Linked DNA regions of Homo sapiens: regions 2, 3 and 4 are each linked to region 1. Evidence: read pairs that join two places in POLR2A ChIA-PET (ENCODE). Cell type or tissue: K562. All regions are shown on one strand.

Region 1 (2,500 bases):
TTACTGACAAAGCACTAAGCATATCACAAAAGAAGTTCAAAATCAATTCATCTGCTTCCAAGCAGAAGCGAGTCTAACAGGCAGTGAAGCATCATCTTGATAATGTAGTTGTTCCAAAAGAAGAAGGAATTAACCAGGCTACCCTAAATGTGTCTGTATGACATGCTTTTTTGTTTCTGTTACCCTGATAAGGACTTAAAATTCCATTTGTATGGAAATAAACTAAGCTTCCGAAGTTATCTTCCTGTTCCGGGGAGTTATCTCAGGAGGTTTGCTGCAGAATTTTTCTCTGACTAAATGGGATCTTAGGCTCAGAGGCTGCAAGGTTTCAGCTTTTGTTGTTAAATAGTAAAGCACACTCTACTTCCAGCCACTACAACTGTGCTTCTTTAAGGGCGGTATCCATTAAGGTTGTTTGATTACAAACAAAGAAAACTGGCTCTAAGCAACTTGCTATCCTTCCAACAAGTTCTTTTTCTACTTAATATTAACTAAAGAATCAGCTGAGCAGGTTAAAATTAGAATGGGAACCGTGCAGCGCATTGGGTGGTAGAAAATAGTTGACAACTCTCTCAGAGTTTATTCATTCCAACAATAGAACCCGCTGCAACCATTCTTTTCTGCATTCTCTACAATTTTTTCATTTTTTTTTTAGTATGATGTTTTGCTATCTAGCATTCTCCCCTCAAGACTGAAAGTCCCAAGAAAATGAGTCCAATTGTCCATGCTTGAGTCATATGCCCATGCTAGGGTGACAATCTCACCAAGATGTTCCTTAGTGAGTGAGGAAAGTTTGCCAAAGAGACATGGCAGTGCTGTTCCAAGAAAAGAAAGAGCTGGGTGCTGGGTGGGCAAGGACCACAGAGGAACTAAGAAGAGAGGCTATTTCTCCTACTGTCCCATCTCCAAAGAAAAGGAGGAAGTAAAAACCGAAAAATAACAGACTGATTGGCGCCAGTGGCCAGGCCTGTAGGTTAAAGATTAAACCCCACCCAAACCGCTTGTGCTATCTATAGATCACAGACAACGGTATGAAGAAATACTTGCATTGCTCACCACCCCCACCTAGTCACGTACCCCATGCTTGCTGGATCTATCATGACCCTTTCACGTGGACCCCTTAGAGTCGTAAGCCCTTAAAAGGGCCAGGAACTCTTTCTTCGGGGAGCTTGGTTCTTGAGATGCAAGTCTGTCGACGCTCCCAGCAGAATAAAGCCTCTTCCTTCTTTAACCTGGTGTCTGAAGGGTTTTGTCTGTGGCTTGTCCTGCTACATTTCTTGGTTTCCTGACCGGGAAGTGAGGTGATTAAGGGACAGTGGAGGCAGCCCCTTAGGCGGCTTAGCCTTGCCCTGCGGAGCATCCCTGTGGGGTACTCCGGCCAGCTTGAGCAATGTGGATCCTGAGAGTGCTCCTGGGTAGGCATTTGCCCCAGTGGAATGCCTCATCAGAGTGGTGCATGGCAGGCCCCCACGGAGGATCAACACAGGGGCTGAACACTGGGAAGGAACTGGCACGTGGAGTCCGGACATCTGGAATATGGTAGGACCGGTCCCAGGAACTTACCCACCCCATTTGAGTGGAAGCATGGCCTGATCACCCATGGTGTGCCCTTATTGGCACTTTGGTCTCAGTTTTGATTTTGATTTGGCTCGGCTTGTTTGAAAAAAAGGAAAGTGAAAGTGAGTGAATGCTTGTTTGGGATGGGCAACAGATAGACAGTGGTTGCCGTCCGAAGTGAGTGTTGAGCCCTGAGCTGCAGTTCCGTAGGATACCTCGTACAGCTAAGTGGCGGTTCGTGCTGGTGCCTGGTACCAGCCTGCCTAAGAGGATCTGAGATTCCCGCAAGGGAAGTGGCCAGTGTCAGGCGAGGCAAGTGAGTGACCCCTTTACCCTTTCCCTTCTTGTGTTGTGAGCATTGTTTTTGTCTGGCGGGGGTGAGGGTGGTGGAGATGGGTGAGACGCAAAGTAAGCCCACTCCATTAGGAACTATGTTAAAGAATTTCAAAAAAGGTTTTAATGGAGATTATGGGGTTAATATGACCCCAGGAAAACTTAGGACCTTGTGTGAGATAGATTGGCCAGCATTAGAAGTGGGTTGGCCATCAGAAGGAAGCCTAGACAGGTCCCTTGTTTCAAAGGTATGGCACAAGGTAACTGGTAAGCCAGGATACCCAGCCCAGTTTCCATACATAGACACTTGGTTACAGCTGGTTTTAGGCCCCCCATGGTGGTTAAGAGGACAGGCAGCAGCAGTACTAATGGCAAAGGGACAGACAGCCAAGGAAGAATCCTGCTCCACCCGCCAAGGGAAGTTGGCTCCTAAAGTCCTGTCCGACCCAACATCAGAGAATTCATGGCAAGAAATGGTGCCAGTAGCCCCCCTCTTTCACCAAGAAGGAAGGCCTCCCCCTCCTGAGTCCACTGAGCCTGAGCTTCCACAAGACCTACGTACCCCTAGGCCACCCAGAGTAGAAAAGAAAGGATGCGAGACCTTGGGAGA
Region 2 (2,500 bases), 88 kb before region 1:
GGAGGTTGCAGTGAGCCAAGATTGTCCCACTGCACTCCAGCCTGGGTGACAGAGCGAGACGCTGTCTCAAAAAAAAAAAAAAAAAAAAAAAGAAAAAAAATATGTATTCAATAGGAAGAAATAAAACCTAATCTACTGATTATAAACATGATTGTTTATACAAAAAATAATCAGCTAAAAATTGTTAGAATCTATGAGTTTAGTAAGGTGGCCAAATAAAACAACATTCCCAAACCAATAGGTTTCCTGCACACCAGTAGTAATCAATTAGAAAAAGTTGAATTTCAGTATTTATAGTTTTCTAGGAATTAGTCTATTTCTTCTAAGTTGTAGACATTATGAATATAGCATCATCCTTTTCATGACTGAAGGATCTGTAGAGATATTTCCTGCTTTATCTGGACATTGGTGATCTGTGTCTTTTTTTCTATTGTGTCAGCCTTGAAAAAGATAAAAAGAAATTGACCAGGAGATTTGTCAATTTTACTGATTTTTTTTAAAAAGAACTGCCTTTTAAATTTTATTGATGTTCTCTCATTGTTCACCTGTTTTCAATTTTATAATTGAAAACATCTTTAAAAAGCAGAAATGTATGGTATCTTTCTCATTTCTATCTGTTTGCTTTGAGTTTACGTTGTTCTTCTTTTTCTAGGTTTTTCGTGGAAAGCCTCTGAAACGTCTACCTGGAGCTCTCTGTGTAGTTGTATGGATACCTCCCCAGGTGTGCCTCTCTGAGAGGACAGGTCTGCCTTGAGCTATAAACATGGCATTTGTCGGCCAGGCGCAGTGGCTCAAGCCTGTAATCCCAGCACTTTGGGAGGCCAAGGCGGGTGGATCACAAGGTCAGCAGTTTGAGACCAGCCTGACCAACATGGTGAAACCCCATCTCTACTAAAAATACAAAAAAATTAGCTGGGCGTGGTGGCGGGCACCTGTAGTCCCAGCTACTCGGGAGGCTGAGGCAGGAAGAATGGCGTGAACCCCAGAGGTGGAGCTTGCAGTGAGCTGAGATTGCACCACCGCACTCCAGCCTGGGCAACAGAGCGAGACTCCGTCTCAGAGAAAAAAAAAAAAAAGGAAAAACAACCCTGGCATTTGTCAGCATGCATGCTGTTGAAAGCTGTGGGATTAGATGAGGTGATAAGGTGCAATTGTGTAGGCAGGGCCCAGGACAAAGCTGCAGTGTTTTAAGGTCTGGAGAAGAAAATCCAGCAAAGGGGACTGAGGGATGGCAGGAGCGAGGAGGAAGAGAATCAGTCAGAAATAATGTCACTTTGGGAGGCAAGGCGGGCAGATCACCTGAAGTCAGGAGTTTGAGACCAGCCTCGCCAACATGATGAAACCCCATCTCTACTAAAAATACAAAAATTAGCCAGGTGTGGTGGCAGGTGCCTATAATCCCAGCTACTCGTGAGGCTGAGGTGGGAGAATCACTTGAACCTGGGAGGCGGAGGTTGCAGCGAGCCAAGTTTGCACCATTGCACTCCAGCCTGGGCGACAGAGTGAGACTCCATCTCAAAAAAAGAGAGGAAAAAAAAAGGTCAAAAGAGCAGCACTTTTCAGAAGGAAAACATGGACAACTGTGCCATGCTGATGAGAGATCAAACAAGATGAAGTCCTAAATGGTTCACTGGAAGCAGCAACGTGGAAGCCCCTGGTGACTTTGACATGAGCAGTTTCACTGGAGTGTGGCAGACAGAATCTGACTGAGGAGCTGGGGGTCAGGGCGGGAGGGGGTGCTCAGCAGGCAAGGGTGTCACATTTGTTAATGAAGACGGTGTCACATTTGTTAATGAAGATGTTCTCTCCTTTGAATGAGATGATGCATTTAGTGTGTAACAGTGTCCGGCTCACAGTCGGGCCTTGCTAACACTTTGCTTTCACTCACTTCCTTATCTTTCATTCACTGACCAGAAAGGTTAATGGTGGCTGTTCCTCTTTTGAAAAGCGGATTGGGAACACCAGCATAGCTATTTTGACACTGGGATTTCTGTTAGAAAAGTAGATGTGACTTATTCCCTTTGGGTGGAACTCCTTTTCTAGAAAGGGAGGCAACACACATGTTGGGTAAATCTCAGTTTCTAGAGTCAGGCTGCCATAAGTTAAATCTCAGTTCCGCCCCCGAGACATGTAGCTATGGGGATTTTACATGAACTCCCGAGTCTCAGTTTTCTCACCATCAACCATTCATCAGAATAGTGCCTACCTCACCAATGCACACCTTAAGCACCTGGCGCCTCTGTTAGCTACCATTTAAGTTGAGAATTTCCCTGTGAGGTTTTTTCAGAGGAGGTTCCTTCTACAATAAACCACCAAGTACTTGGTCCCCTTTTGCAGAAATCCATCCACACCATGTGTAAACACAGGGGCTGGGAACTTGCATGGTAAACCAGGTCAGCCAAACACGGATTAACAATGCCAGGCCCATTTCACCTGCAAAGTATCAGCGACTCTTCAATCGGCAGGTCCCCAGCTGCCTTGCAGCACAGCCAGGGCCTAG
Region 3 (2,500 bases), 92 kb before region 1:
ATTTGCAACATGGTATTCTGGAAATAATAAAACTTTGTCTTCCAACTTTTTATGGAAAATTATTTTTACTGATTGATTGATTGAGACAGGGTCTCCCTCTGTTGCCCAGGCTGCCATGCAGTGGTGCAATCACAGCTCATTACAGCCTTTACCTCTCAGGTTCAAGTGGTCCTCCCACCTCAGCCTCTTGAGTAGCTGGGACCACAGGTGCACAGCACTACACCTGGCTCATTTTTTTTTGTTTTGTAGAGATGAAAATTTTTATGTTGCCCAGGCTTATCTCAAACTTGGATTCAAGCAATCCGTCCTCCTCAGCCTCCCAAAGTACTGAGATTATAGGCATGAGCTACTGTACCTGGCTGGGAAATTATTTTTAGCCCAGAATTCTATATCCAATATCAAGAATAAGGTTAAAAATAAACATATTAAACTCATAAAAATATCATAAATTCACCTTCTATGGGAAAATAAATTACTGAAGGATGTTCTCTGCCCCTCAAGTTCTGGGACCTCAGCAAAAGCAGCAGGAAAAGGCTGGCATCATCGGGACACACCTTCCCTCAGGTGTCTGTGGCTCCTACCAGCCCAGGCTGGGGCTTCTGCAGGGCTGTCAGCCACAACCTCTACTGTGGGCCCTCCATGTGACCCCTCCACATAAGCTAGTTTGATTCCATGGGTGAGCATCCCAAGATAACAAGCATATAGGCATGGCCTTTCACGGTCTGGGCTCAGAGGTCACATAGCATCACGTCTGCTGCACTCTGCTGATCAAGGCAGTCACCAAGACCCAGCCAGGGTCAGGGAGAGAACATGGTGTAGCTGTAAAAGCATGGGGGTTGGCAGACATTGTTGCAGTCATTTTTAGAAAATATGACCTGCCACGGCAGTGAGCAAGGGCACCAGTGACATCCATGGTCAAATCCAAGTAACTCTCAGTGGTGTGACTGTGAGACATAATGCAATTGACAAGAATGAGAATTTTTAAAGCTTTGGCCTATATAAAAAATTAAAAAATGAATGAAATATAGAACTAAGATTCCAGGTTATTTCAAAATAATGTGGATGTTAGGAGTAGAGGTGGAAAGGAGAGTATAATGTGTGCTAAGTGTCTTGTTCATTTGAAGTAGTTACAGGTAGAAATTAATTCTGGACTTTAAATTATGACTATATTCACATGGATTAGTAAAATGTTTAAAACTCTTGTATAATACTTTGGCATTAAAAATAATAACTTTAAGGCCAACCATTAGAAGACTAGACATAAGATGTAATTTCTAAAACAGTAAAATAATGGAAGTGACAAAAAACAATAAAACAAGAAGAAGATATTTTAAGGCCAAAACATGAAATAAGATGGTAGTAATTATGTAAACACATCATTAGTCACAAATGTGAATTTAATCTCCTTTTTAAAGAGAGAAATTTTTAAATTGGAATGTTTTAAATTCAGCTGTATGTTATTTACAAAAAAGCATGCCTAAATTTGGAAAAAAAAAAAAAAAGAGAGAGAGGAAAATTTGAAAATAAAAAAATAAATGAAGATATACCAGGGAAATGCTAACTAAAAGAAAGCAGAAATGTCAATAGCAATAGTAGTCAAAATGGACTTCAAAGTGAGAGGCATTAAATGCATTAAATAGGAATGAGACATATTTATATTATAAAAATTACAGTTGCCTCCAAAATATAACAATCATTAACCTTTATGAACAGAGCAATATTATATTGGTATTTATAGAGTTAAAACTCCTGGAAACATAAGAGAAACTGACAAACCACAATCTTGGCGAGAGATTTTAAAACCTCTCCAAGAAATTAAGATACCAACTAGATGAAAAAAAATTAAGCCATAGAGGACATAAATAGTTATTGTACTTTCATATAAACTTCCAGTTTCTAATTTAATTAACTATATAGTTGCATTGCTAATATGAATTGTTCTCAGTAAAAAGGCTGCACAATGTTTTCAAATACCTGTTGGATTTTTTTTGTTTGTTTGTTTATTTACCAAACCAGGGTATTTAGCATATACATTACCTCCTACAGTTATTATTTATTTGTTGTGAGAACATTCAGAATTGTCTCTTCTTGCCTTTTTAGAGTATACAACAGAGAAATGTTAACCACAGTCACCCTCCTGTGTAATAGAACGCCAGAACTTATTCCTCCTATCTAACTGTAACTTCGTACTCACTGACCAACCTCTCCCTGTTTCCAGTGGAACAACCTTTAACTACCCTTTTATTAGTCAAAATAAATAAATAAATAAGTTGCCAAAAGTCAAAAATCACACAGGTCACATTCAGTGATCCAATAAAAATAAGTTTCGCAAACACCTCGTTTCGAAATTAAAGCAACTCTAAATATATCTTAGTTTAATGTGAATATCAAAACTGAAATTACATCTCTTGCCTGAGACCTAAAATAGTAAAACACATGGAAGAACACAGCAGGATGGTGGCTACCATGGCATTGAAGGAATGTGATGTGGGGAGTTGTT
Region 4 (2,500 bases), 54 kb before region 1:
ATATTTAAACAGGGCACACACATGAAACATATAAGACAAACTCGACAAACTGGTCTATATTAAAAATAAGAACTTCTGTTTATCGAAAGAGATCATTAGGAGAGTGCAAACAGCAAGCATGAGAGCAGAGTGTATACTCATTATACACATGGCAACAAAGGCCTCAGGGCCAGAATGTGTCAACCAGAAATAATAACATCCTCCCCATGTACCTCAAATTCCATGATGAATGTGGACAGATTTTGAAACCTACAAAATGCTTCATCAGTATAAGGAATGACATGCTTGGTCTTCTTGGTGGGTCACTGCAACAGTCCCAGATGGAGCCGAGGCAGTCTCTCCCTTTCGCATGGCAAAACCAGGGATCGCCACCCTCCCACCTATGCCCATTACCTACAAGATGCCACCCAGGGTCCTTGGCATGTCTTTTACAGACCTTCATCCTTTAGTCCTTGCTGTCATCTCTCCCCTTATCCTCACCATTGGCCCCATCCATGCTGAGCTCCAGCCCCCCTGAGTTGCTTTGCCCCGATTACACCACACTCATTAACATCCCTGGGCCTTCCGCAAGCTCTTTCCTCTTCCCAAGATACTCTTTCCTCCCTGCACTGGCAAGCCACCACACTCAGCTGAGGATTTCAGGGGTTCAACACCACAGCTGCTTTGTGGCCTGCTTTAGAGAACCATACAGACAGGGACTGTATACCAAACACGTCAGCCCCACTCCTTGGTCTTGGGAATGGATACAAAGAAAGCAGAGATGCCACCGAAAGAAAGGAAAAAAAAAATAAAAAAAGCCTGGCAGGGAAGTTCCAGATGATGTTGTGTGAGAGGGTGGTCTCTCAGAATAATCCCAGCAGACGCACATGCACTTCCTGCCTTTCCTATGAGACTTCCCTGTGAGACTGTGACACAGCCCCGAATCCTGGCTTTGGCAGCTGACAGACATGGGTCCAAGTCCAAGCTCTGCCAGTTACTAGATAAATGACCTTGAGCAAATTACTCCAGCTCCCTCAGTTTCCCCATCGATCACTTGGGGTAACAAAGCCAACCCTGCCACTACAGACATCAGACTAAGCCACTCTTGTGGTTTGAAGATGGTGAGGGGAATCTGTTGGATTCTAGTTGAGCACGCTGATGACTCATCAGTTCAAATATCACGTGGCTTTCCTATTTCCCGTGTCAGTTGCAGGGCCTCTAAAATGGCTGTGACTTCCATCATATGCCCCATTCGTGGCTGTCCCCAGGCACTGGAAACACCCTACCTTCATCTGCTGTGCCAGGCATGCCGGCCTCCCCCAGGCTTTTCAGAGACTCTGAAGATTTCCCAGGCATGAACACCTTGCACATCCCAGACACAGCCCATTGCTTGCAGCAGATGTAGCATCAAACACCCTTTGTGATTCTGAGGATCATAAAAAACATTACCCAAAAAGTTTCCTTTTAAATACCAATGGTTTTCTCTGCCATGCCACCCAGATTTCAACCGTATGCAGCTTCATGCTAAGAGCTTCACTGAAAGTAAATGAAAGGGACAGCTTTAGAGTTGGCTGAAGACTGTTTGTTTGAAGGGAGACTGTATAAGCTGGTATAATGTTTAATTCTGGATGTCTGGTGGAGAGATCTCTTAGTAGCTATGGGAAGAAAAAATAGATAGGTATTTAAGGGTTTTGAACTTGGGAACAGAGTGGAGATAAACGGGCAAATGTGCTTTGGATAAGTCCAAAGTGACATGTTTGAATACACACACACACACACACAAACACACACACACACACAAAGTTATACTGAAGATTATAGCTGAAGATTCCTAAACAAGTCTAAAGCAAGCCTTTCTTAAAGAAGTGTACAGTTGGGATATATAACTGCTATAACAAAACTCAAGATTTCAACAGCTTAACACAATAAAAAATGGTATCCCTCCTCAGATCACAGTGGTTGAGCCACTCTCCTGGACAGCCCTCCTCCATGTGATGACACAAGTGCCCAAGTTCCTTCTGTCTTGCAGTTCTGCCTTGCTTGGACCTTCCACATCTACCCCATGAACCCACTGGAAAGGGAAGGCAAATGAGAGTTTGGGAGGTTCCATATGCAGGGCCTACGGGAGCCCATGACACTTCTGCCCACATTTCACAGACCCCATCTCACGGCAGCAGTCAGACATGAGTCCCCTGTGTACCTGGGCTTGGTGAACACATAACCGTCTCCGTCACTAGAATCACTAGAAGCATTCAAGCTACCAAAAATATTTCCCTTATCATTTGATGTCTAACCTTCACTGACCTTTTAACAAACCTGTTGAACATCTGCCCTGGGCCAAGCATGTTAGGGCAGGAGACCAGAGAAACACATGTGCATGTGAGAAGGGGCGGCACAGGAGTTTGGGGCCCAGGCTCTGAAGTTGGAATCCACAGGCTCAAATTCTGCCTCCATCCCTTTTTAAGCAAAATAATACCATGGGCAATCAATCTAATCTCTCTGTGTCTCTATTTTCTCATGG

The links. ChIA-PET counts read pairs that join two places held together with the same protein. Peaks named below come from ENCODE experiments on the same cell type or tissue, not always from the same donor. Only the 100,000 strongest peaks of a DNase experiment are listed, where the experiment ranks them.
Region 2: POLR2A ChIA-PET joins it to region 1 with 6 read pairs; 2 of 35 experiments call an interaction of 5 or more read pairs at or near these places.
Region 3: POLR2A ChIA-PET joins it to region 1 with 6 read pairs; 2 of 35 experiments call an interaction of 5 or more read pairs at or near these places.
Region 4: POLR2A ChIA-PET joins it to region 1 with 5 read pairs; 3 of 35 experiments call an interaction of 5 or more read pairs at or near these places.

The regions. Positions count from the first base shown.
Region 1 is chr19:28,605,566-28,608,065 of GRCh38, forward strand. It overlaps ERVE-5 (endogenous retrovirus group E member 5), which reads left to right and starts at 1,123. Exons shown (of 4, transcript NR_135636.1): 1 at 1,123-1,539. All of the region lies in intron 1 of LOC124904681 (a long non-coding RNA gene), which reads right to left. It also overlaps the pseudogene LOC100420587. RefSeq lists an enhancer at 346-1,545. In K562, no CTCF peak of the experiment used is centred here; DNase peaks (open chromatin) are centred at 206 and 1,006; H3K4me3 peaks cover 2,284 bases.
Region 2 is chr19:28,517,649-28,520,148 of GRCh38, forward strand. It overlaps the pseudogene LOC100420587. Among named protein-coding and RNA genes, the nearest start is that of ERVE-5, 88 kb to the right of the region's middle. In K562, no CTCF peak of the experiment used is centred here; no DNase peak of the experiment used is centred here.
Region 3 is chr19:28,513,607-28,516,106 of GRCh38, forward strand. It overlaps the pseudogene LOC100420587. Among named protein-coding and RNA genes, the nearest start is that of ERVE-5, 92 kb to the right of the region's middle. In K562, no CTCF peak of the experiment used is centred here; no DNase peak of the experiment used is centred here.
Region 4 is chr19:28,551,963-28,554,462 of GRCh38, forward strand. It overlaps the pseudogene LOC100420587. Among named protein-coding and RNA genes, the nearest start is that of ERVE-5, 53 kb to the right of the region's middle. In K562, no CTCF peak of the experiment used is centred here; a DNase peak (open chromatin) is centred at 1,159.